Linked DNA regions of Homo sapiens: region 1 is linked to region 2. Evidence: chromatin contacts called from ENCODE Hi-C or POLR2A ChIA-PET data. All regions are on one chromosome and are shown on one strand. Each heading gives the region's core, a stretch centred on a gene start or an enhancer-like site at or near the end of the contact. The rest is flanking DNA. Distances are from core to core; before and after follow the strand shown.

Region 1 (2,783 bases), core at 160-2,659, 52 kb before region 2:
AAGTTGCCAAGGAACACAGTTGACCCTTGAGAAATTAAATAACTGGAGGCCAGTTTTATACTGATACACATATGCATTATTGATGCAGGCTTTTATGAGACAGTCTAGAAATGTCTTGTGCCCTTTGAGTTGATCATGAAAATCAGGCAAGCCTATCTTGAAACTTTTGTGGGCATGTATTCAACCTTCTTCATAATCTATATTTAATTTCCTTGACAGTCATCTTTCCTCAGATTTTGCTTTTAATCCTTGCTATAAGAACCACTACTCATCAAAATGTCCATTTTCATAAGAGGTGGGAGGAAGGCTTCCTAGAGGGGAGTGTCTGCTTTGAAGGAGGAAGCAGAGGGTTAGAGAAATCAAAATATCAATTATCTGTAAGGTCGGCTGCTGCAGAGCAAAGCTATAAAACCGAGAGAGTTTACTGCAAAAGGGTGCCCCCTGCTGGGGACTCTTTGAACTGCACGGTCATCCGTTCTGAAGATTTAGCTCAGCTCAGCCCAGAAACCTAATGCAGCTGCTGGAGAGGGGCCTCCTTCCCCCAGCACACAACTCGTGGTCCCAGACATCTCTCCCAGATGTTTCTTTATGACCCGTCAAAATGTTTGCTAAATATCATCTGTTAATTTCCCAAACATCCTGGCTCTAGTTCTTTTATGTGTAACCTGATTCAAGATCTTAAAATAGCTGACAGCAAAATAAAATATAAAATAAAACATGAAGGTGCATTTGTCCTGAAACATCAACAAAGTGTGCTGTTCAGTAGGATTCCAATCTCAAAGGACATTTATTCATCACGATGGCAGACTGGTCAGGTGTTTGGCGATCATCCCTAGTCTTCAGCTTTTTAATCATGAGATTTTAAAAAATGTCACCATCTGTAGGGAGAGCTATTGGTCTCAACCTCAGTTTGTTGTGGTGGCAGTCACTCTCCACCCTCAGCAAGTACCTCACAGCAGGACTTTGGTGCAATTGTTAAGGAGGTAGCATTGCTGCTGTCAGCCTCTCTTCGTGGATGAGGTCTGGCAATTTCTCCTCTGAGGCTGGTACCAGGCTCCATTTGATGAAAGAATTCACATTCCTCCTAAGGACTGTTTGGATTGTAAGACGGGATTCGTGGATGGAAAAGTGCTTACTGCAAAAGGAGTTTCTAGTGATGAAATACTTTCATCTGGAGAAATGGAAATGGTGGAGCCCACCCATCAAATCACACACCAGGGTTCCTCTACCCCTCAGTGGATAGAGGATCAGTTGCCATGGCAACCAAACCTTCAGCAGTTGCCCTCCAGACAGTGTAGGCTGGTTCTGGCAGGAGGGCTGACGTCAGGAGGTGGGAGGAAGTGGGGAGGAAGTCCACCCTTGAGGCCAGGCTGCTCAGGCCCTTAACACACCCACAAGTCCCCTGGATAGAGGGAAGTAGGTCCAGCTGCAGCTCTGCTCCAGGAAGCTGGGAGCCTGCAGCTGGTCTGGGAACCTTTTGTGCTAAGGGAGGTCTGTGAAGACAAGCAGTCACTGATTATAGGATATTTCATCAGAGCAGCTGCAATTGATCAGCTCCTGAATCAGTGCCTCTCAGAAGGTCCACCCTTAGAAACTTCCCAAGCTGCGTGCGTCACACATTATCTGAAAGGCTCTACTACTGTCACAGTTGTTTTAAAGGGAAAGGCAACCTTAAACAAAAATTTTCCCCTAAGCAGCTGTTAGGATAGGTAACTGATTCTCTGTGTTCCGTAGACTAGCAGCATCATGTCACCTGGGAAACTGATGGAAATGTGCCCCATCCCAGACATACTGAGGAAGAAACTTTAGTATACGGCCCAGGAATCTGTGTTTGTACAAGCTCTCTGGGTTATTCTGATACACACTACAGTTTGAGTACCAAGGAAATGGGTAATAAGTACATAATTTCATTAATACAGGAATATATAATGGAAACGAGTTGGGTGGGGGGGAGGTGAAATGGTGAACCAAACCCTCTCTAACTAAGATGAGGCCACATGTAGGTTCTTCATGCACAGAACCTATTGGTTTCCTCTTCTTCTGGAACCTAGCCCATCTTTAGTGTCCTGTTGAGTCTGGACAGATAGCAGTACTGTCCCCATCTTTGACATCATTCTTATGGAAGACACCAATGTATTCAATGATGATCAGCTTTCTAGTGGAGTTTCCAATAGCCCATTGCAGGGAAACACAGGGACTGCCAAATTGCTCGAGAGCTTTCTAAAGCCATTCACAAGGTATCTCAAACCAGCTACATAAAGGAAAACTTTGGCTTCAGTAACTGTGATAGGCTTCAGAAGATAGTTGTAGGATGAGTGATCACAATGAACTATTATTAAGAGGCTGACAATTTTTTCACAGGGCACTGTGGTGTTTAGAAGGTTGTTTTGATCCTTATCTTTTTAGCCATTCGAAAAGTGCTTGGCCCAGGTCACTCTTAAAAAGGAGGACCTGAGTAACAGCTGCCCTTGATGGAGGGCTTACTATCTACTAAACCAGCACAACAATCCAACTTCTCACTCAGTTCTCACCACATCCCTATAAAGTAGGTGCTTTTAATTTCCCCTATTGAGCAGTGAAAGAAAATGAGCCAGATGAGAAGTAACTTGCCCAAATTCCCAAAGCAAATAAGGGGCCACTCCAGGATTAGAACCCTGAGTAGTCTGACTCCAGAGACCATGGAATTAACCACAACCTCCCTGAAGCCCTAGACCAAAGGCCACCTGCTTTCCAGATCTCTGTAGAAACCACCTCTTCCTCTGTATACCACTCCTAATATTGCC
Region 2 (2,700 bases), core at 157-2,656:
ACCCATAACTACCATATCCTGGTAAGCTATGCTCCCATACTCCACTCCCCACTCACTGGATTCTCGTTATACCTTCCAGCATTGGTTTCTTTAGAAATTTTTCGAGTTGTTCTAATATAAGGAAGCAAAGAGCCAGGGGTCCAGGACCTGTGTCCTGGACACAGGACATCTTTGCTTGGCTGCCAACTTGCAGGTGACCTTGGAAGAGTCATTTCATCTCTTTGGCTTTCAGTTTCCTCATCTGTAAAAAAAAGAAGTAGTTGAAATAGTAGTCTGTATACCCCTTCTATGTATAACACTCCACATTCCCTTAATATATTCAGGATATTTTTAAAGAACTTGCTAACCTTTCCATGAAAGACAAAATAAAAGTCCACTATTTAGAGCTAGTGATATTTTTATAAGACCTAGGAGAATTCTCCTAACAGTAAACAAACTAATGGCTTTAGTTTCCCTATCATTTTGCTAATGCTGTGAGCAAACCACCCAGTTTTAAACAATAGAAATTTATTTTCTTATGATCCTGGAGGCTAGAAGCCCAAGATCAAGATGTCACCTGGGTTGGTTTCTTTTGAGGCCTCTCCTTTTGTTTTGTAGATGGCCGTCTTTTCCTCTGTCTTCGGATGGTTTTCCCTCTGTTGTGCCTGTTTGTGTCTCAATCCTCACTTTTATTTTTAAGATGGAGTCTTGCTGTCGCCCAGGCTAGAGTACAGTGGCACGGTCTTGGCTTACTGCAATCTCTGCCTCCCGGGTTCAAGTGATTCTCCTGCCTTAGCCTCCCAAGTAGCTGGGATTACAGGCTCCCGCCACCGCACCCAGCTAATTTTTTTTTTATTTTATTTTTAGTAGAGACGGTGTTTCACCATGTTGGCCAGGCTGGTCTCGAACCCCTGGCCTCAAGTGATCCACCCACCTCGGCCTCCCAAAGTGCTGGGATTACAAGCATGAGCCACCATGCCTGTCCTCAATCCTCACTTCTTATAAGGACACCAGTCAAATTAGATTAGCGGTCACCCTAATGGTCTCATTTTAAGTTAATTAGATCTTCAAAGACTGTATCATGAAATAATACAGTCATATTCTGAGTTACTGGGGAGTTAGGACTGTAGCGTATAAACTTGGAGGGATGACGAGACTCAATTCAGCCCATAATAGTCAGTCTCCAAGCCAGTGCATCTTTAGGAGTATGGTAAACATCTTATACCTCAGCTATCTTGGGTGAAGCCCCAAATTAGATGAACAAAGGATTCAATGAACTCTTAAAGACCTCATCAGTTCTAGGTATTTGTGATACTATATAAAGTTCTTCAAACCCAACACCCGATCACCAGGAACATAAACCAAGGAGGGGTACAAAGAGCAAGTCTGCAGGAAAATAAAATAAAAGGGCAAATTGTTTGTACTTTGGGGAAAGCAAAGATGGAAAAGAACTTTGAAGCATTTACATTTAGAGCAGTTCCATTACATCATAAGGGCAGAAGTATTTTATCACACAGCTATTATTGTTTGATCTGTGCCAGTAGGTGAACTTTTAGAGAGCATAGGAGTCCATTTCACATAAATCGCACTTTTAGCAAATGCAGAAGCAGGATCCTGCTGAGGACAAAGGAAAAATTCATGATGCAATTCCCACTTATCCTCATGGGTGCCTTTTTACCACTAAGAATGAGGAAGAAGAATTCCTTTCCAACACCACTGTAAAAAGAATACTTACAAATTACTCTTCCTCATTGTTTGGACAGTAAAAGCAAGTAATGAGTCTCACACCACATATCTCGGGTTTTTATAGCCTCGGTAACCTATCTGTCTCCTCAGGTATGTTCTCAGTGGCACAGATAACTGAAAAGAGAATAAATGCATAGGTTCTTGTGCTCAGGCCTGCCTCCAGGCCATTGCTCCCTGTGGCTTCTCAGGGCCCACAATACACTGCTGGGCATCATCTCTGTTTTCCCAGTGGGAAAAGAGGTACATGATATTCATTGTGTATTTCTCCTACACTCTGCAGCCAACCATCCTCATCTGTAGAACGTTACACTTCTCTCTCAAGGAACCCCTACTGCCTATGAAATCACATTTGTTTAATAACTAAAATTCAGATTTAAACACACACAAACATATACACACACAAAGAAAATAGTTTGGATGCCATCTTAGACATTAGCCTATTTATATGTCATAAACTGTCTGTGTCTCAATCCTTGCTTCTTATAAGGACACCAGTCAAATTCTGGAAACCACTGCCCAACCACACTTTTAACTCATTCTAGTGAGATATCACCCACTCTCTACTAGTTTCTTATCACTGTTGTAACAAGTTACCACAGAGTTAGTTGCTTATACAGCATAAATATATTACCTTATAGTTCTGCAGGTCAGAAGTTCAATGCGGGTCTCACTGGTCTAAAATCAGGTGTTGGCAGAGTTTGGGGAGAATCTCTGCCTTTTTCAGCTTCTAGAAACTGTCCATATTTCTTGGTTCACACCCCACCCCTTTCTCCGTTTTCAAAGACAGATAGGTTGCATCTCTCTGACACTTTTTCCATTGTCATGTCTCCCTCTGACTCTCTGATTTTCTCTGTCACTTTTAAGGACCCTTGTAATTAGATTGGGACCACCTGTATAATCCAGGATAATCTTTCCATCTCAAGGTCTTTAACCTTCATAACATCTGCAAAGTCCCTCTTGCCATGTAAGGTAACA

The links. Hi-C counts contacts between places; a loop is a spot of excess contacts on that map. ChIA-PET counts read pairs that join two places held with the same protein, here RNA polymerase II (POLR2A). Pooled maps may share reads with other maps.
Region 1: a loop to region 2 is called in a pooled map, with 2.3 times the contacts of the local background. The contact joins the enhancer-like site here to the promoter of NRAL in region 2. A Hi-C loop is called at or near these places in 4 of 168 maps with a recorded cell type or tissue (endothelial cell of hepatic sinusoid, endothelial cell of umbilical vein, heart right ventricle and 1 more), 1 of 37 single-sample maps with no recorded cell type and 10 of 50 pooled maps. POLR2A ChIA-PET finds 5 or more read pairs at or near these places in 4 of 52 experiments (MCF 10A, PC-3, SK-N-SH and 1 more).

Annotation. Positions count from the first base shown.
Region 1 is chr2:176,454,667-176,457,449 of GRCh38, forward strand. No RefSeq gene overlaps it. Among named protein-coding and RNA genes, the nearest start is that of NRAL, 52 kb to the right of the region's middle. RefSeq lists silencers at 275-569, 486-535. Within about 2 kb of position 1,410, at least 9 of the 41 ENCODE cell types and tissues checked have a DNase peak (open chromatin) inside an H3K27ac peak, as active enhancers do; they include heart right ventricle and sigmoid colon, where a contact is called at or near this core.
Region 2 is chr2:176,506,296-176,508,995 of GRCh38, forward strand. NRAL (NRF2 regulation associated lncRNA) reads right to left here and starts at 1,407. Exons shown (of 2, transcript NR_186236.1): 1 at 1,205-1,407; 2 at 1-241.